2 separate regions of the Mus musculus genome follow, and region 1 is linked to region 2. The links are chromatin loops, found by intact Hi-C in ENCODE. Cell type or tissue: gastrocnemius. All regions are shown on one strand. Links, peaks and the distances in the headings refer to the core of each region. The heading gives the core; the rest is flanking DNA.

Region 1 (10,640 bases), core at 1,074-9,073, 77 kb after region 2:
AGAAGAGGGTGTTGGATTCCATTGGAACTGGAGTTAGGGATGGTTGTGAACCATCATGGAGGTTCTGGGAACCAAACCTGAATCCTCTGTAAAAGCAACAAGTATTCAGTTATCTTTCCTAAATTTTACTTGATGTGTATGAGGCTTTTATTTACAAGTACCAAACTGTATGTATGGCCTGTATGTATTCCCAGAGGGAATCAGAACCTCTCAAACCAGAGGCACAGACCACCATGTGGGATGCTGTTGAACCGGGTCTTCTGCAACATCATTGATTGCCATCGGTAAGCCATCCCTCGGCCTCCTGGTTCTGTTTGAGACTGGGTCTTACTATGTGGTCCAATCTGGCCTTGAATTTGAATTTGTAGTAGTACCTCAGCCTCCCAAGTGCTAGAATTTCAGGCATGCTACCATGCCTCACTAAAAATAAAAGTATATTATTATCCTTTTAAAGGATATATTTATTTTGCTAGGCATAATCGTATACACCTTTAATCCCAGAACTCAGAAGGCAGAGGCAGGTGGATCTCTGAGTTCAAGACCAGGTGGTGAGTTCCAGGATAGTCAGGGGTACATATAGAACCCCTGTCTCAAAAAAATAAAACAGGAAAAGGCTTTATTTTATTTATTTATTTTTTGGTTTTTTTTCGAGACAGGGTTTCTCTGTGTAGCCCTGGCTGTCCTGGCACTCACTTTGTAGACCAGGCTGGCCTCGAACTCAGAAATCTGCCTGCCTCTGCCTCCCAAGTACTGGGATTAAAGGCATGTGCCACCACCGCCCGGCTATTGTATTTTTTTTTTTTAATAAAGTTTTTTTTTTTAAGATTTATTTATTTATTATATGTAAGTACACTGTAGCTGTCTTCAGACACTCCAGAAGAGGGAGTCAGATCTCGTTATGGATGGTTGTGAGCCACCATGTGGTTGCTGGGATTTGAACTCTGGACCTTTAGGAAGAGTAGTCGGGTGCTCTTACCCACTGAGCCATCTCACCAGCCCCCCGGCTATTGTATTTTATGAATGAGTATTTTGTGTGTGCATCTATATGTGCACCATGTGCATTCCTAGTGCCATGGACACCCTGGAACCGGAATTACAGGTCTGAGCTGCCTTGTGGGTGCTGGGAATTGAACTAGGTCCTTTGGAAGAGCAGCCAGGGCTCTCAATGGCTAAGCCATTTATTCCACACACACCCCCAATATATGATATATTATTCATTTGCTTATTTGGTTTTGGGACAAGATCTTACTCAGACTATCCCAGATGGCCTTCCCTCAGGCTTCTGAAAGTGCTAGAACCACACTAAAGTAGAATAAAGTGCTTAAGCACACTCACCAAAATCCAGAGCTTTGGCCATGCAGCTGGAAGCCCCAGGGAGTGGTCCTGACCGAAGCTGATCTCTTGGTCAGCATTTAATATTTAATAAAGCGTACTTCAAACCTGAAAAAAAAAAGTTTAATCAGGCTTGGAAGCTCACTTCTGTTATTCCAACACTCAGGAGGCTGAGGCAGGAGGATCTTCAGGCCAGCTCGGGCTATAGAGAGAATGGTACCACCACAGAGTAAACCAGCCATGGTGGCTCTTGAGAAACACAGTAGGGAGGACAGGAAGCTGGAGAGATGGCTCAGTGCTTCTGAATGTGGAGCCAACTGCTCTTGCAGAAGACCTAAGTGTGATTCTGTGACATCTGTACCCACATGTGTATCACACAGACACACACAGACACGTAACTAAAAAATAAACTAGGGAGCCAGGTGGTGTATGCCTTTTAATTCTAGAGTTCAGGAGGCAGAGGCAAGTGGATCTCCTCCAGTTTGAGACCAGCCTGGTCTACAGAGTGAGTTCCAGGCTAGCCAAGGCTGTGTAGCAAGATTGTCTCAAAACAACAGAACACAGTCATATTAGTTACTTTTCTATGGCTGAGATAAAACACTTACCAAGACTTACAGAAGAGGTTTTTGGGCTTAGGACTTCAAAGGTTAGAGTTCACGATGAAGGTTCAGAAGTAGCAGGCTGGTGGCTGGAGCCAGAGCTGAGAAAACTCGAGCCAAAAGCTGGAGACAAAGAAAGCTAATTAGAAATGGCCAGAGTTTTTTGAGACTTGAAAGCAGGCCCCCAGTGACATATTTCTTCCAACAAGGCCACACTTCCTAATCCTTCCCAGCAACTACTAGAAACCAAGTATTCAAATACAGGGTACCCTGGGGAGCCATTCTTATCAACCCCCAGGTATATAAAGCCAAAAGAAAATATAATCAAGATAAATCTTTAGTTTAAAAACATTCTTATCTGTGTGTAGTCACATGTACCTGCCTATCTGTATGTATGCCTTATGTGTGTGCCTGGTGCTTCAGGAAGCCAGGTGAGGACACTAGATCCCTTGGAGCTAGAATCACAGATGGTCACGAGCTGCCATGTAGGTTCTGGGAACCAAACTGTGGTCCTCTACAAGAGCTCTTAGGGTCTGAGTCATCTCTTCAGCTCCATGAAAAGAAACGTTTAAAAAAAGAAGTTCACAGCCACCCTTGGCTGCATAGTGAGTGAGTGCAAAGCCATGGGGTGCTGGCAGGGATGAGGGTACAGCGTAGCAGAAAAGGCCCTTATGTGCAGCCCTTACCACTAGGCAGAGCTGGGCGGTGGTGGTGCGGAAATGATAAGGAGAAAGAAGGCAGATGGAGCAGACCTTTTCTTTCCCACTCTGTTTACATTGCCTTCAAAGCCACCCTAAAAGGAAGTGGGGCATTTTCCCTGGCAGAGACCTATTCAGATCATTTTATTTTCATTTCCTCAGAGCACTAGGTAAACATCATAGCTGATATTTTTTTATGCAGGTGTGGCTAGTTAAGGCCTGCATTTCCAGCTCTCTGGAGGTTGAATCAGGATCACCTCAAGTTTGAGACCATCCTAGGCTACATAGTAAGTTTCAAGCTGGCTACAGTGTGAACCCTGCTCCTTCATACACTACCAGGGAGAAATGATGAAAACCTTTTACTTATTCTTGTGGGCCTTAGCTCCAGGACCCAAACCCCTATCACGAGTTCTACCTCGTAGCATTGCAGCCTATGCTTTGTTATGAGTAGCCCTGTGACAAGCCTATTTAAACCCCAGCACCAAGAACTCAGAGAGGGCCTGGAGAGATGGCTCAGTGGTTAAGAGCACTGACTTACTCTTCCAGAGGTCCTGAGTTCAATTCCCAGCAACCACATGGTGGCTCACAACCATCTGTAATGGGATCTGATGCCCTCTTCTGGTGTGTCTGAAAACAGCAACAGTGTTCTCATATATAAATAAATCTTAAAAAAAGAAGAAAAAAAAAAAGCTGGGCGTGGTAGCGCAAGCCTTTAATCCCAGCACTCGGGAGGCAGAGGCAGGCAGATTTCTGAGTTCGAGGCCAGCCTGGTCTACACAGTGAGTTCCAGGACAGCCAGGGCTACACAGAGAAACCCTGTCTCAACCCCCCCCCCCCAAAAAAAAAAAAAGGATTCAGAGACAACTATTCCATGGCTACTGCTCTATAACTTTTGCCATGAGGAACCTGGGTCTGGAGCCAGCTCATATCCCCACTCTCCCCAAAGCAAGTTATATATATCCCCCCCACCCCCCAAATCTGGAAACCCTTCTTGAGACTTGTCTTCAGAGGTGGAAAGAGGACAAGATTCAGACAAGCTAATGGATGATAGGGTGTGGGGTATCAGATTCTAACCTGGTGGCCTGCTGGGTCTGAGGATGGTCACAACTTTTCTCAATCCCATGGACCTCAATAGGAAAGACCCACAGTGACAAGGGCACTAGGAGGTTCCTTGGCCCACCACCCAGGCCAGAATCCTTGCTCTCTGGCCAGTGGCTGTACCTGTCCTTTGGGGAACCCCTTAGGTGGTATCCCTTATGGAAACCCACAGGATCCAGTCTATAAAGCTACACACAGCCGAATTTTCTCACCTATTTTCTCAGCCAAATCCTTGTAAGTTCCCATAGGTGAGGTGTTGAGAGAGTGGGGAGGGTCTACCATACTGTAGTGGCAAAGAGAGGACTTTGCCTCTGGGCAAAGATTTGGCCAGCTGAGCTAGTAGGACTCAGTGGCGAGGGGGGAAGAGGACACTTTCTTCTGTCTCCCTGGATACCTTCCAGGACATCTTAGGGTACTTGGGCAATACAAACCTACTCTACCGGTTAGACCTGACAGTGGTAGCCGGTCTGAGCTCTCAGACCTGCACATTGCCCATAGATAAACTTCCTTATCCACCCACATCCCAGTGCCTCATTCTCTTCTAACTGCCTCCTGGATATCCCCTCTAACATACTTCTATCAGTATGTCCCATTGACCCCTCAAACTCAATAATTGCAAAGCAAAGCATAAACTTAGCTTCCAAATGTGCCAATAGTAAAAGCTTTGTATACCAGTGATCCAGGGGGCAGGCCAGGGCTCTGGGCTTCATTACTGGCTGGCTTTCTTCTCTACCATCTTTTTCCTTATGCCCTCTTCACACTTTCTCCACACCCCCTCCCACACACACACCATATCCACTTTCTGGTTATTTCCATTGGTTCTCAAATCCTGCCATTTCTCTCTCTCTCTTTCTTTCTTTCTTTCTTTCTTTCTTTCTTTCTTTCTTTCTTTCTTTTTTTTTTTTTTTTGAGACAGGGTTTCTCTTTGCAGCCCTGGCTGTCCTGGAACTCACATTGTAGACCAGGCTGGCCTCAAACTCAGAAATCTGCCTGCGTCTGCCTCCCAAGTGCTGGGATTAAAGGTGGGTGCCACTTCGCCCAGCTTGCTTTCTTTATCTTTCTTTCTTTCTTTCTTTCTTTCTCTCTCTCTCTCTCTCTCTCTCTCTCTCTCTCTCTCTCTCTCTCTCTTTCTTTCTGGTTTTTCGTGACAGGGTTTCTTTGTATAGTGCTGGGATTAAAGGCATGCACCACCACCTCCTGGCCTCCCATTTCTCTCCATCCCTAAGGCCTACTACTCTTCCAGGCCAACACGATTGCTATGTGGTCAGTATATAGCTTCCACACTGGACTCTCTCCACCTCCCATCCTCTTTCCTTCTCTGCAGCTACTATAATCTCTAGGTCACAAGTTTGGCTGAGAGTAAAACTCAGTACAGTAGCTTGTCTAGCATGCATGCAGTCCAAGGCTCGATTCTGAGCATCATACAAAGCCAGCTGTGGTCGTGCACTCCTGTAACCTCGGCCCTCCCTCTGGAGGTGAGGGATGGAGGACTGGGAGTTCAAGGCCACTCTCAGCTATACAGTGAGTTTACAGCCAGTGTAGTGTACATTACACAAGCACCTATCTCAAAACAGCCAAATCACAGATCTGTTCATCCCTGCATCGCTACATCCACCTCTTCAACTGCTTTCCCACTGTTTTTGGATCTTGTCCTGATTCCTTAACATGTTCTGCTAGGTGTTTCTGGGTTTGTTTCTAGTTGGCTCTTCCTGGCCCAGACAGACTCATTTTCAACCATTTGGTTCCTTAGTTAGCATACCCTGTCCAGCCTCTGAAAATATTGTTTTCCTATAGTGCTGCCACACCTCTTCAGCGCTCTATACAGGCAAACTGTTGTGTTCTTTCCTCCAGAACCCTGTGCTGTTGAGAGCATTTTAAAGTCAAAGAAAGAAATCACTTGTCCTGGTTCAGCTTCCTGCCAGTGTGCCACAAAGCCAAGGTTCTTCACAACCCTTACCTGGTAGACAGGCCCCAGCCAGCTTCACAGACAGCCCTCTGTGCCACCCTTCCTGCTCCTGAAGCCAAACGGACAGATGTTGTTACTCATGTCTGTTTGTGCTGGGTGACCCTGTGCCAAAGGCAATCCTAAAGACCAGTTTACCTGGATTAAGCCCTAGAAATGCCTAGGTCTAGCCAGCAATTCCTTAGCTTCACCTCTGGCTGTTTGCTGCCCCCGAGTGGCCAACCATAGACTTGCTTGTTTAACACCACAGGGTCTCAAGAACATCAGCTATGAGACAACAGTTAGACCCTGGCACAGCTCCTGGAGGCAACATCTTCAGTCCACAGGCTCACTGCTGCCTAGTACCCACATCCTTGTATGGGCATGTCTTTTGTTTGTGGTGGTGGTGGTGATGGTGTGTGTGTGTAGGAGAGGGAGGGAGAGAGAGAGAGATCTATTGAGCCCCGTGACAGTCTGTAGTGAAGCACAGAGTGATGCTAGAGAGCAGAGGGTACCTGGTGGTTGGGGTGTTCCTAGAGAAAGCAACTCTCATCTGGTAGTCCCCACTTGGCCCTCTTGTCCACAAGCCTCCTGCTGGCTGCCTGCCATCCTTGCAATCACCAGGTCACAGACAGAAAGTGACAGTAATGTGCCTAATTTTGTGATATATCTATCCTCCTATAAAACTGAAGAGAGACAAGTTAGAGAAGGGAGAGGAGAGATACAAAGGGAGAAACGATGAGAAACTAATGTCAAGTTAGTGTCCTTCATTGGCCTGATGACACAGAATGACTGGACAAACCAACCAAAGAGAAAGGAGAACTGCAGAGCAATCTACCTACAAACCCAGTCCACTGACACCACTTTCTATTAAGGAAAAATCTTTAAAAAAGAAAAGAAAAATCCACATGTGTGTCTAGAGAGATGGCTCAATGGCTCAGAGGTTAAGAGCACTGACTGCTCTTCCAGAGGTCTTGAGTTCAATGCCCAGCAACCACATGGTGGCTCACAACCATCTGCAATGGGATCTGATGTCCTCTTCTGGCATGCAGATGTATTTACAGATAGAACACTCATTTACATAAATAGATGAATCTTTAAATGGTTACATGGTTTATCTCATATTGCTACCTCTTCGTTTACTTAAAGTACATTGTTTTGTTTGCATGTCTGTCTGTCTGTGTGGGGGTGTCAGATCCTCTAGAACTGAAGTAACAGTGTAAGCTGCCATGTGGATGCTGGGAATTACTGGGAATTGAACCCAGATCCTCTGCAAGAGCAGCCAGTACTTATAACCATTTTTCGACTGGGGACAGCACAAGGCATCTTACATAAGTAAGATGTACCTGCTAGAGTTTCCCAGTACCATGGTGGATCCTCAAGGATTCACCGCTGGAGGAATCACATTTTAATAAAGCTTACAAGATTAGGTTTTAGTTGTTGTGCCCAGAGACTGAGTTACCATTGTTTCTGAACTAAGTTTGTTTTGTGTTTTCCTTCACTCAGCTAGCTCATCTGGGTTCAAGAGAGAAAGGTACGGCAGCAAGGAGTGGGTTTGCCAGATGTGCACCACAAAGGCTGTAGGGGATTTGAAGCATGGGCTTGGTGTGGTAGTGACCCACCAGTGAGAACCTAACAAGCTGGGTGGAGAGATTGTGGAGTTCTGGGTCAAGAGTCTCCATGAGATTAAAAACAGGTTGGCCATTGCTTGCCAGTGCATAGCTGGCCAGACCCCAAAGGCACAAGCACAGGAATGTGACGTTCTTTTTTTTTTTTTTTTTTTTTTTTTTTAAAAGATATTTCCTGCAACAATCTCTCCAGCCCCAAGGACAAATACTTAAAAAAACAAAACAACAAAAATCTATGCGAGCTGGGTGGTGGCGGCACACACCTTTTATCTACAGAGCAACTATAGGACAGCCAGGGCTACACAGAGAAGGTACCTGGGAAAAATAAATCAACTTTTATATCTACTTATTTATTCCACATAGACTTACTGACACTGTTAGGACAGAGTTCCTGGGACTGTGGAGTTTACACTGCTTGGGAGACATATCTTTGATTAAAGCATTGGGTTTTTGTTTGGTTTTGGTTTTTCTGAGACAGGGTTTCTCTGTGTAACCCTGGCTGTCCTGGAATTCACTTTAAGGTGGGATCACAATGGTGATTTGGGCCGAGGTCTCTGTGCTGCTGTGACAGCCTTGTATATAACCAAGGATTTGTTTAAAAATCTGTTAGAGGTGAAACGAGGACAGGACTTGCTTAAGAGGTTTAGATGCTATTGTAAAGGGTGTTTAAAGATTCAGGTGTAAATCTGGAGAGATGGCTCGGCTGTTGAGAGCACTTGTTCTTTCAGAGGACCTGGTTTCAATTCTGCAACCATTGATAACTCCAGATCTAGGGGATCTGAAGGCCTCTTCTGATACCAGGCACACACAAATACAGGCAAACCACACAAGTGTAAAGTAAGTCTTAAAAGGTGAACGCAAGACCAGGAATGACTCATCGGCCCTTGCACGCACAACACACTTCCATTGGACCACTTGGCATCTTTTTCCATTTATTGGAAATTTTCCATTAACGAAGACTAAAGTATCACTGAGTGGTTTATATGACTAAAGGAATGTACCACACACCTGTCTACATGTGTGCTAACAGGTGTGTGTGCTTGTGCGCATGTGCCATGGCGCATCAAGTACCACACACCTGTCTACATGTGTGCTAACAGGTGTGTGTGCTTGTGCGCATGTGCCATGGCGCATCAAGTACCACCACACCTGTCTACATGTGTGCTAACAGGTGTGTGCTTGTGCACATGTGCCATGGCGCATCAAGTACCACACACCTGTCTACATGTGTGCTAACAGGTGTGTGTGCTTGTGCGCATGTGCCATGGCGCATCAAGTAAGCCATCACAACTGCAGAGTTGGTTCTTCCCTGTCACCACGTGAGTTCCAGGGGCTGAACTCAAAGCATTAAGCTTGATAGCAAATACCCCCACCCACTAAGCCAGCGGTTCTCAACCTGTGGGTCACGATCCTCTTGGGGTCTAAGGCCATCGGAAAACAGACATTTACATTATGATTTTTAATAGCAGCAAAACTACAGTTATAAAATAGCAACCAAAACTTTATGGTTGTGCCCACAATAACATGAGGAACTGTATTACAGGGTTACAGCATTAGGAAGGTTGAAAACTTCTGCACTAAGCCATCTTGCCTACTCAGGCTTACAAAAATACTTTCATAAATACTTTAAATATATAAATTTGAGACAGTGTCCTGACTAGCCTGGAACTCACTAGGCTGGCCTTGAACTTACAAAGATCCACCTGCCCCTATCTCCTAAGTGTTGGGATAAAAGGCATGTACCACCATAAGCAAAATATATATTCTTCCACAGCATCAAAGGGAATGTTCACATGTCCAAAATGGTACTTAGGTCAGAACACAGCACTTGGTAGAAGACCAGGATTTCAAGATTACTCTCAGCTATGAGTTCAAAGCCAGCCAGAACATCATATGGGTCTCGAAAATACAAACAAAATCCTTAGAATCACTCTAGTTAGGAAAAGTTACTTTGCAATGCAAAACGGAGAAAGATCTGACTTCCCATCTCCAAATATCTTCCTTTGGTGGTGCTGGACGGGAATCAAACTCAGGAAACACAGATACTAGGCAAGTGTTCTAATACTCAGATGGACATACAACCTGCAGCTTAACACCTATTCACCATTAGTACCTTCTTGGGGTGCTACTTCTGCAGAAGCACAAGTGTTCTGCATTCCCCCAAACCCTGAAATATTTAGAAATCCAACATGCTAGTCTGTTTTTATAAGGAAACTCCTTTAATCATGACATCGAGCTTCTTAGGGGGCTACCCGAGTCTACCGTACAAGTAAGTAGGAAGCAACGGATGATGAAGGTGGCTGTCGGTACAACAGCTACTACCAAGACGTGATCTGTGACTGCAGGATCTTCACAGGCAGATGTAGCTGGGTGGGTAGGGCGCCTTGCTGTTCATTTTAAGTTGGAACCAATCATAGACAGTTTATCACTAAACTTTGCTTTGTTAACTGGGAAACACCTCTCAAATACCTTAATCTTTATGATAGACACATAAGTTACCCAGCACCTATTTAGGTTGGCAGTACAAGCTAAGGAGCTATTATTATTTCAATCCTATTAAGACTACAAACAAGCCGGGCGTGGTGGCGCATGCCTTTAATCCCAGCACTCGGGAGGCAGAGGCAGGTGGATTTCTGAGTTCGAGGCCAGCCTGGTCTACAAAGTGAGTTCCAGGACAGCCAGGGCTACACAGAGAGACCTTGCCTGAAACCAAACCAAACCAAAAAAAAAAAAAAAAAAAAAAAAAAAAGACTACAAACTCCATTAGGTCAGTACCAATGTCAGGCACCACTACTGATCAAGCAACAAGAAGAAAAATGAATGGCCAGGCAGTAGTCGCACATGCCTTAACCCCAGCACTCAGATGGATCTCTGAGTGCGAGGCCAGCCGGTCTACAACATAAGTTCCAGGACAGCCAGGGCTATACACACATAAAAACAAAACAAAACAAAAAAACCCAAAAAACAAAAACAAAAACAAAAACCCAACCCTGTCTTGAAAAGCCAAAACAACAAAAAACAAGCTCCAGGGCTCTCTGCTCTAAGAAGGAAGGTATCAACTACTGTAAGGTGGCTGCTAAATTAAGAGAAGCAAGAATCAGGAATGTGATCTGAGATAGGCACAGGTCAGCGCCTTGAGCATGGACAGAAGCAATGATTCCTAACAACTAGCAGTGCATGTCTGAAAAGGGATCCGGAAAGCTGCTCTTTTCAGCTGGGCAGAGGCTGGGAGGGACTGATGTACATTATTCCTAGACCCTAAGCCAATGCCAAGCGCCTTGGCAACTCACCCGGGGTAACGCAAAAGAATTCTGAGTTTAGGGCCAGCCTGGGCTATAGACTG
Region 2 (10,640 bases), core at 1,512-9,511:
ATTTTTCAGTGACATATAAAATTGGGGCTCTTTCTCTTACAGAATATTTGACAACACACTATTTTAAAATCATGAATACTGATGACTCTATTTTGAACCCTCAAAGGTATGATTTCTCGCTCTTCAACTTGACAGTTTGTAGGAACTGTCATATCGAGTTTCCCAAGACAGGATTTCTCTGTGTAGCTCTGATATCGAGTCATATCGTTTCTAGGGGGACCCGGAGAGCCAGCCTCATAGGTTCTAAACTTCTCTAGAAGTCATAGGTCCTGTGTCCCTTTGCACCTTCCTGTCACTGCTCCGTACCTCAGTTATCCACTCTGTAAACTGAGGACAGTACACCTGCATCAGCCTAAAGACGTTAGTGATGTGAAAGGGTATAGAAGAGTGTGTCCTGCCTAGTGTTCCGTAAGCTCCCTGTATCTTAAGACAGTATGTGCCTCCTGTTAGCATGACGGCTATATTATCTACAGAAACCGATGCCTCCGAACCCATTTGCAGAGAATCGGATCCCCTTGACCTACCTCCATCAGATCTGGAACCGAGAACTCTCAGGAGGGGGTTGAGGTCATAGTTTTAAAGGGTACACCTGTCTGCGATGAGAGTGTCCCCCCACCCCGTGTCTCTTTCTTTTCTTTCTTCCTTTCTTTCTTTCTTTCTTTCTTTCTCTCTCTCTCTCTTTCTCTCTTTCTCTCTTTCTTTCTCTCTCTCTCTCTCTTTCTCTCTTTCTCTCTTTCTCTCTTTCTTTCTTTCTTTCTTTCTTTCTTCCGTTCTTTCTTTCTTCCGTTCTTTTTCTCTTTTCATGTTTTCAGTTTTTCGAGACAGGGTTTCTCTGTGTAGCCTTGGCTGTCCTGGAACTCACTCTGTAGACCAGGCTGGCCTCGAACTCAGATATCCGCCTGCCTCGCCTCCCAAGTACTGAGATTAAAGGCAGGCGCCACCAATGCCGGCTTTTCCTTTTTTTTTTTTTTAAATTGGATATTTTCTTTATTTACATTTCAAATGTTTTCCCCTTTCCAGGTCTCCCCTTCGGAACTCCCCTATCCCATCCCCTCTGTCCTTACCTCCCCCACCCATCCACCCACTCCCGTCTTCCCGCCCTGGCATTCCCCTACACTGGGGCATGGAACACCCTCAGGCCCAAGGGCCGCCCCTCTCACTAATGTCCAACAAGGTCATCCTCTGCCCCGTTTGTGACCGGAGCCTGTAATCTTTTGTTGGTGGTCCAGTCCCCGGGAGCTCCGGGGGATCTGGCCTCGGGTCTGTTTGTTTAAGTGTGATTTGAACCGGCAACTTGGCATCATCAGGGGGCCAAGACCTATTTCCGTCCAGGTGAGGGATGGTCTCAATTTCGCAGAAGGACCCAGAGTAGTCTACCCAGATGTGGGGGCGGCCGGCTGGGGCTAATTATAAGAACTAACTCCTATGGGTCAAGTCACCGAGGTAACCGTCTGGCCAAGGTCCCAGAGCCACTCGGCGCCTAAAAGTAGGTCTTGCGCTTCGCCCGGAGCCCAGGAATGAAAGGGTGAGGTCCCCCAGGTCCTCTCACGCCGGCCTACCGTCCCTAAGCAACCCTCTTCATCCCAGGAGCACTGCCTTCCCCAGAGGACTAAGCCTACCACGCACACCTCCGAGGGATGACGTCAGGACCCCTCGCAGTCCCCCTCCGAGCCGCTAGATGTCGCTAAACTCCCATTCCTAGTTTCTTCTTTTCTCCCAACCTCCTCTCCCCTTTCGCTCCGAGACTCTCGCGAGATCTCGCGGCAACTTACAGAACCGGAAGTCGCGTGTAGTTCTCTTTCCTTTTGCGGCCATCGGTGGATCGCAGCCGGTGAGTTCTCGGCGGGTTGTCGCTGGTAATCCGCAGCCATCCGCGGCGAGGCGAGGAGGCTTTTCTGTCCCGAGGCCCCGAGACGGCCTTGCTGGCCCGGCATCAGCCAGGGAGCCGAACTGGGGCGGGCTCGGTCCGTGTCTTTCCTAGCCAGGGCCCGCGGGGCTGGAGAGGGTTAAGGGGACCAGGTTCGTGGACTCGAAGGCCGGCGGGGCCCATGGAGATGGAGTTAAATAATCATAAGCCCCGGGTCAGCCGTGCGGTTGCCCTCTCGCCAGTTGGGAGGGCTTGGAGATCCGCCCTTGCTTCCATGCTCAAGTGGGGGGCAAAATGCAGAGCACCAGAAGCGGTAAATGAGAAGGTAAAGACCGACGCTGTGTAGGACCCTCCCGGGATGCTGAAGTTGGAAAGTCAAGTTTAAAAGTAGGATAGGTGTTACTAATGGCAGAGTCTTCATCTTGTTTTCAGTCTTTAAAGACGAAAAAACCCTCAGATGGGAAGGTCTGGAGTAACCGAGCATGATACCTTCCAGTGAACGTTGTGTGCTTTCAGAGTGGAGTTGATGCTGTTTAGGGAACTGGTTGAGACTTGAAACGTTAAAGGGTCTTCTGGTTTTTGTTTTTGTTTTTTTTGTTTGTTTTTAAGCCAAAATGAAGTTCAATCCCTTCGTGACTTCTGACCGAAGCAAGAACCGCAAACGGCATTTCAATGCGCCCTCTCACATTCGGAGGAAGATCATGTCTTCCCCTCTTTCCAAAGAGCTGAGACAGAAGTATAACGTTCGGTCTATGCCCATTCGGAAGGATGACGAAGTTCAGGTATGTGTCCTTGCTTGGCGAGGCGAAGCTGAATGGAATTTTACGATTATTTGGGGGGCGCGGGGGGGGGTGAGAAAACCTGCATTTGATGTATGAAAGGGTTGCTTTGCATCAAAAGAACTGGAAAGCAGTGTGCTTTTTGGTCCTGCCTCAGCGGTTTGCTAATGTCTTTGTGTGGGGTTCTATTAGCTCTATTGGGGAGAGATTATCTGTAGCTGTAATTTATAGCTAGTGATTGGTAAGTTCTGGAAGTCTTTAAAAGAACGCAGGGTGGGTTTCTTTGTGTAGGTAGCCCTTGGCTGACCTGGAAAAGAGATAAGATAGAGCCCTAGGATAAAGGGTGTGCACTTCGAGACTGGCACATCTTAACACTTTTTAAGAATACTTAATAAAATGAAACACTTCTTTGGGAGGATCGACATGGGTTGAAAACAGCTATAGGATGGCAACAGTCTTGATTTGTCTGTTATTTAGAAAGCCTTTCTTTGCTATAGGTGATTGGCCTGGTTTGTTTCCAGTCTGTGAAGATGAAAAGGTTGGGGATTTAGCTCACTGTTCACATAGTGCTTACCTTGTATATACAGGTCCTGGATTTGAGTCCCAGTAACCCCATTCCCACCCCAAAAAGGGGACGTGTGGGTCTGCTGGAGGTGCACAGTGTATGAATGATTCGGCAGTTCTGGTTCTCTGGGTTACACTCTAGCCCTTGCTCAGTTTTTTTTTCACTTGCACTCAGGTTGTTCGCGGACACTACAAAGGCCAGCAGATTGGCAAGGTGGTCCAAGTGTACAGGAAGAAGTACGTCATCTACATCGAACGAGTCCAGCGAGAGAAGGCTAATGGCACAACCGTCCATGTGGGCATCCACCCCAGCAAGGTGGGTGTTTTTGAAGGAGGAAACCACTAGCTTTGGTGCTTGATTGCTGTTTACATGGCACCTGCAAGTGGCCCCTGTGATCAGTGAGGCCATTGATAACACCATTATGAAGTGGGCTTAAGGTATTGGCAGTAAAAAGCAACCTGGAGCTGAGGTTGTGATCCCATAAACTGATTATATAAGCCAAAGTAGAACATCCCATAATACATATACCTGTCCTATATATACTTTTCATGTCAGTTATTCCAAATTTGTGATTGGATTGTTTAATGTGCACAGCAACCACTTAAGGGGGTTCTCAGACTTAAATTAGTGCTAAAAATGTAATTTTCAAACTGCAGAAAACCCAAAAGACCGACAGACAACATCAGTATTAAAATTGTACCATGATTTCTTTCCCTTCCCCACCACATAGTACATGTCATGGTTGCTTCTGTGTGTGTGGAACCCATGTAGATCAAAGATGTGGGTCTGTTGGCCCTCTCTCCAGCCCAGCACATGACCTTAGTGAGCTCTGAGTTTTTGTTTTTCTGGTACTCAGAGGTCTGCCTGTCTCAGCCTCCTGGGTGCTGAAATTAAAGTCCTGTGCCACAATGCACGCCCCATGTAAGGTGTCTTTTAATGTACATGAGTACACTGTTGCTCTCTTCAGATACTACCAGAAGAGAGCATCTGATCCAATCACAGATGGTTGTGAGCCACCGTGTGGTCACTGGGAGTTGAACTCAGGACCTTTAACAGAAAGAACATTTTCTGTATGTAACATTGTAGTGGTTTTTGGGTTTGGTTTTTGCTTTCCACCACTAGCTCAGTTTTCAAGGAAAATGCAGTGGTCAGTTCTTGGTCTCTGGTCCTTAGTGCAGCAAGTGATAAGATTAGACTAGCTGGATAAACTCTGAGCTTCTGCTCCAAAGCTGCATCATCATTTGTATTTTAGAAAGAGACATTTAGGTATCTACTACCCTGGGTTCAGGGAATGGAAAGTGGGACCTGTAATTGGGCCTACGTTGTTGCTTAAAGCTTAGGGCTGCTTCTTTTTGTGCAGGTCGTTATCACCAGGCTAAAGCTGGACAAGGACCGCAAGAAGATCCTGGAGAGGAAAGCCAAGTCCCGACAAGTAGGAAAGGAGAAGGGCAAATACAAGGAAGAAACGATCGAGAAGATGCAGGAGTAGAGACATCTCGTGCACGGCTTTCATTAAAGACTGCTTAAGTAGTCCTGTCTTGTGTGGTGTTTTCCAAGTACCTTGTTTTCTGTGGCTTACTCTGCTTCTGTGTCAGTCTTTGGGGTCTGGAAAGGACAGCCACCCTCAGATGGTCTGATAGCACTATGACAAGTTATGTGGAATCAGGAGCTATGATGAATTTAAACCTTGGAATGGCCCTTATTTATAGGAATAGCCAGTTGAAAATATTCCTAATCGACTGGTACCTGGAAAGGACCCTTAAGAGTCAGTTCTCCCACCTTGTGAGTCTTACAGGTTGTTTGGTCTTGGAGGCTGGTACCATCTCATAGGGCCTAAAATATTGGGAGAACCCTGACATTTATTTGTACCTGTGTGTGTGCATCTGTATATCAAATCCCTGCAGTGTCTACAGAAGCCAGAAGAGGGCACCAGATCCCCTTGAATTAAATTGTTGGGTCCCCAGACTTGAGCTTAGTTCCTCTGAAGGAGCAGCTGGCCAGCTCTCCAACTCTGGAAAAACATGTGTTGTCTCACCGGAGAAAACCTGGCTGCTGAGATTTCAATACAGTGAGAATTTTATTACTGGTGATAAGATTTTATTTCCCTGTGCTAATGTTGGATCAGTGCTATAACTGAGTTGCAGGCAGCAGTGGGCACATCAGAAATTCCAGCTGAGGTAGAAGCAGAAGTATTGAGGCTAGCCTGGGTCATATTAGCAAGATAATTTCCTAAAAGGACTGACAGAACCATGTCTGGAGTATCCTGCAGTTGGCAGCTGTTGCCGGGTTGGAGGGTTTAGGTATCTAACAGTAACCAGAGGAACCGTGCACTGTAGCACTTGGCTGATGTTTCAGCAAAGCCTGGCAGGGTCTCCAAGTAAGATGGTTGCCTCAGCAGATCCCCAAGGCCTCATACCCTGGGGCAGCACAGTGAGCACAGGTGGAATAGAAAGGCTGGAGTACGAGGCCATGCCTAATTATTACTATTTTTTTTTTTTTTGCTCATTTGAGATAGGGTCTCACTGTGTAGGCCAGACTGGCCACAAACTGGGATCCTCCATGCCTGGCTACATTGCCTTTTTTTTTTTTTTTTTTTTTTAAAATAAGAAAATGTCACCTTTAAGGGAGGCAGAGGCAGGTGGATTTCTGAGTTTGAGGCCAGCCTAGTCTATAGAGTGAGTTCCAGGGCTATACACAAACCCTGGCTTGAAAAAACAAAAGAAAAAACTCCCAACAGCTTTCCCCTAGTAAGTCAGGAAAGGAGTTGTCAAGTGTAGGCATGGCTGCACTGCTACACTGCCATGTTCTTGTAGGCTGTGCCTTTTGACCATGACTTGAAGACCTTAAGCACTTTGTCCTCCATAGCTGTGAGGAGGGATCCAGGTGAAGAAAGAGAGCAACCAGCCAGTGACGCGGGTTCAGTGAAGGAGAGGTGGAAGCTGGACTTGCTTAGCGCATGGGGGATGTGGCTGATCTGAAAGCCCTGTGGTATGACATTCCAGGTCAGAAAAAGCCAAAGCCAAAACCAGGAGAGAGCATGGCTTGAGAACTAGTTCTCTTATCAGTAAAGTGTAATGTATGCATTTGGACCTCAAGTCAGGTCCCCGGCACCCACAAAGAAATTGAGCATAGGAACTGAGATGATTCAGCACTCAAAAACTTGTGTTGAAGCTTTCATAGGGCCCAGGCTCAGTTTGCAGCATCTCATGATGGCACAATTTCTAGGGATCCTGATAACATCTGGACTCTGGGAATGTAGATGCATGCAGGCAAATATATACGTATAAAAACGCAAAAAGCTTTAAAAGTTAAAAGTCACATTGGAAGCCGGGGAATTGACTCGGGAGTTAAGACTACACATTGTACTTGCAGAGGCCCGGGGTTGAGTTCACAGTACCCACATCCAGCAGCTCCCAACCTCATTAAATCAAGAGAAACTGCTCTTACAGTAACATGCAGGAAGAATTGTGTGGTCTGCTTGAAGTATTTCAAATGTAGGCCAGAATCGGCTGGATCTTGGCCCAAATCTGCCTCTCGTGTACACCTCAAGAATATAAAATTATGTTGTATTCTTGGCACAGGTCAGTGCATTCCAGGAAGTGACTATTGCCATGGAAACAACAGGCTTCTGGAGCACAACATAAAAGTTGGCTTGAAGTCACTGCTCTAACTTAGAAGGGCCAACTGTGGCTTACAGCTCAGAACCGGGATGACTGTGATCCAGGCAAAGGACCCATGCACTGTTCGGCTCTCAAGACCTAGAAGAAGGTGTTGCTCAGGCCCATGAACTGGATTAATAAAGGATTCTCAAGCCAGGCGTGGTGGCACATGCCTCAATCCCAGCACTCGGGAGGCAGGGATGATTCCTCAGTAGTTTGAGGCCAGCCTGGTCTACAGAGTGAGTTCCAGGACAACCAGGGCAACACAGAAAAACCCTGTGTCAATAATTCAATTAGTCGATTAGTTTATTAAATAAAAGCCTTTTATCCTCCACATCTGTCTTCCTCCATGTCCCAGAACTAACTAAAATCTCTTCTGATCATCCTTCATGCCGGGCCCCTTCTGGGACACTACCGTAATCCCTGATGTTGCCTACCTCAAAGAGAGGTGTCATGAGAAACAAGTTCAAACAGGAAAAGGGATGTTAACCCACCAATAGTGGGTAACTCATGATCTGCCTGCTACCAGCAGATTTTACCTTCAATGAAGAGTTGGGGACTTTTGTTCGTTACTTTTTAAAAGATTTATGTGTAGGGATGTTTGTATGTGGATAGGTTCACCAAACACACCTGGTGCCCCCAGAGGCCAAAAGAGGTTAGCAGACCCTCTAAGAGCGGAAGTTACAGATGTCCAGCCCTGGCCATTATGTTTTTGGTGAGCCACTGTGACTATCAAGGGAAGCAGCATTATTTTTGGACAGGAAAGGACATCATTCCCAGCTTGTTTTAGGGTCCAACATCTTGTTCTGTCCCTGGCCAGCGGCTCACATTCCATTCTCCTTCCAAGACATTGTCCTTTGTTATAGTCAAGCAGGGTGCAGGAGGCCCAGATTACTAGGACAGTTACTACACCCCTCCCTTGAGCTGATCTTCCACCTCCTGGTTGCATGGCAACCCTAGAGACATAGCCACCATCTGAGCGGCTGTGTGAGGGGTACAGTGAGTCCCAACATTACTTTCTTTTTTGGGAGCTTTGCAGATGTGGACATCTCTCTCTCCTTGACTTCTTTATGCTGGCAGTGCAGAGAGGGAAGTGTGTCCCCCGACACACCCAAAATGGCCTTCACTGTTTGTTATCATCTCAGTCTGGGGAATCAAGATCACCCACTTATCAACCATAGGTTCTTCTCAGCTAGAAAATACATTTGTCCTCTCAGTGTTTATGTTTGTTTGCTTTTCAAAAAATGCACTGTTGTGCCAGGTATGGTGGTGAGAACGTATAATCCTGGCATTTAGTGGGCGTGAGGATCAAATGGGTTCAAATTACCTGAAAGTTTCAAAAGACTATAAGAGTGCATGCTTCAGGAGCACATATAGTGACATTGGGAGGTCACAGAAAAGTTCAGCGTGGCCCCTTTGCAAGGATGACACACACAATCATGAAGCAGTCTATAGGGTTTTTTGGTTTTTTTATCTTTTTTTTTTTTTTTTTTTTGAGACAGGGTTTCTCTGTAGCCGTGGCTGTCCTGGAACTCACTCTGTAGACCAGGCTGGCCTTGAACTCAGAAATCTGCCTGCCTCTGCCTCCTAAGTGCTGGGAATAAAGGCGTGTGCCACCACGCCTGGCTTATTTTAATCTTTTAAGACATTTTATGAATATGCTTTGTCTATATGTGTATATGTGTACCATGCAGGAGTGCCCAAGGAGGCCAGAAGATCCCATGGAACTGTTGTTAACAGTTGGTTGTGAGCAGTCATGTGGGTGCCGGGACTTGAACCCTGGTCCTGCTGGCTTGTCTTGAGAGGCGTAGTTCCCATATACCCGACTAAGCAGACTCTGCAGACTAGTTTTACAGTGGAAGTCAGAGTCTCTCCCTCCCCGTGTACAGAAGTGGAGGGAGGGTTGCATTACCTTTCTGGGACCCTTTGTTCACTATAAAGATTTTCCTGTTTAATCTTTATAGAACTCAAATTGACTATGAAAAGATGGAAAGTGGGCTAAAGATTTTTGGCTTTTACTGGTGGAGTAAGGAGCCTGTGACATATTTTCTCACACGAGGCTTAAGCTCTGGCTCAACTAAAGTCTTGGTCTATAACCAAGTCTGGTCTCTTTTTTAAAAGGCAGGATAATCGCTCCAAGTCTCACAGATACAATGGGGCTTCTGAGAGGGTAATAAGTTTGGAGAGGGGGTGGGAGAGGTCACTTCCTCCTCATGACTAGCAAACCCTTGGTAAATTCTCACCTCTCAACAGGAAAAGAAACAATGGAGGCAGGAGAGCAAAAGCCAGTCTGCTCGGTCTTGTCTGGGCCCACTGGGGTGGCATTCAGTGCCATTGCACCACAGTCGTGCCTGCTCACATGAACAGCAACTTACTAGGTCACAGGCTGACCTTCAAGGGTGAGAATACTGCCTTCTAGCTCCTAAGAGAACTGCACAGGGCTCTCTTGTCCCAGAGTTAAGGAATGTTGTGGAAAGAGCTAAGCTTGCCCTTCAGTTAACTTCTGCTATGCACGGGGCCAGGGATGTGTGTTACTTTCCAGCAGAGTGTCCTGGCCCTGTGTTAAAATGTTTCATGTACTATAAAGAGGGCAGGCAAGAGTACTCAGCAGATAAAGGTGCCTGCTGCAAACCTGACAGTCTAAACTCAATGCCAAGGAACCGCTCACACGTGGAAGGAGGGGCCAGGCAGTGGTGGCGCATGCCTTTAATCCTAGCACTTGGGAGGCAGAGTGCAGGTGGCGGATCTCTGAGTTTAAGGCCAGTCTAGTCTACAGAGTGAGTTTCATGACAGCCAGTGCTACACAGAGAGACCTTGCCTGAAACCAAACCAAACCACCCCCCCCCCAAAAAAAGAAAGAAAGAAAGAGAAAAGAAAAGAAAAGAAAAGAAAAGGTGAAAAAAGGGAACAGACTGCAAGATTGTCCTCTGACCTCCACACATATGCTGTGTGGTGCATACTCCCCTCCCTAACCCCACAGTAATAATCATGTTTATTAAATTTTTGAAAGAACTGTGAAGAGCCACACCAGTGCTAGATAGCACGATGTATTTATCGCTCTCAAAGGTCAGCAGCTAGTCAGCACAGAACATACCAAGAGCTGGTTGTTTAGTGACAGTGTCACCTTTGCTCACTTAACTGAGTTAGATGTGGTGACTACCACCCTTCCCCCCATTTTAGTTAGCTAATTAGTTGGTTGGTTAGTTAGTTTTGAGACAAGTTCTCTCTATGTAATCCTGGCTGTCCTGGAACTTGCTTTATAGACCAGGTTGGCCTCAAACTCACAAAAAATCTGCCTCTTGAGTGCTAGGATTTTTTTTTTTTTTTTTTTTTTTTGAGACAGGGTTTCTCTGTGTAGCCTTGGCTGTCCTAGAACTCAGGATGTAGACCAGGCTGGCCTCGAACTCAGAAATTAGCCTGCCTCTGCCTCCCAAGTGCTGGGATTAATTAAAGGCATGCGCCATCACTGCCTGGCTATGATAACTGTTTTTAAAGGCCCTTTTTCCCTTTTCCCTTTCCCTTTCCCTTTCCCTTTCCCTTTCCCTTTCCCTTTCCCTTTCCCTTTCCCTTTCCCTTTCCCTTTCCCTTTCCCTTTCCCTTCCCCTTCCCCTTCCCCTTCCCCTACCCCTTCCCCTTCCCCTTCTCCTTCCCCTTCCCCTTCTTCCCCTTCCCCTTCCCCTTCCCCTTCCCCTTCTTCCCCTTCCCCTTCCCCTTCCCCTTTTCCCTTTCTTTCTTTCTTTCTTTCTTTCTTTCTTTCTTTCTTTCTTTCT

What was found. Peaks named below come from ENCODE experiments on the same cell type or tissue, not always from the same donor. Only the 100,000 strongest peaks of a DNase experiment are listed, where the experiment ranks them.
Region 1: it touches region 2 in a loop (5-fold over the local background); 37 of 42 quality-filtered maps call a loop at or near these places.

Annotation. Positions count from the first base shown.
Region 1 is chr11:68,976,956-68,987,595 of GRCm38, forward strand. Pfas (phosphoribosylformylglycinamidine synthase (FGAR amidotransferase)) reads right to left here. Exons shown (of 28, transcript NM_001159519.1): 28 at 8,746-10,640. Gm32384 (a long non-coding RNA gene) reads right to left here and starts at 6,613. Exons shown (of 4, transcript XR_001780244.1): 1 at 5,685-6,613; 2 at 1,938-2,054; 3 at 1,336-1,440; 4 at 49-86. In gastrocnemius, for the core only: a CTCF peak has its summit at 5,902 (motif pointing left); DNase peaks (open chromatin) are centred at 5,902 and 6,242.
Region 2 is chr11:68,899,794-68,910,433 of GRCm38, forward strand. Rpl26 (ribosomal protein L26) reads left to right here and starts at 1,773. Exons shown (of 4, transcript NM_009080.2): 1 at 1,773-1,831; 2 at 2,477-2,649; 3 at 3,386-3,526; 4 at 4,572-4,741. The coding sequence starts at 2,482. The coding sequence ends at 4,700. It overlaps Gm22608 (a small nuclear RNA gene), which reads left to right and starts at 8,223; the gene lies at 8,223-8,329. In gastrocnemius, for the core only: a CTCF peak has its summit at 5,129 (motif pointing right); DNase peaks (open chromatin) are centred at 1,729, 5,140 and 5,489; H3K4me3 peaks cover 1,872 bases; H3K27ac peaks cover 4,712 bases.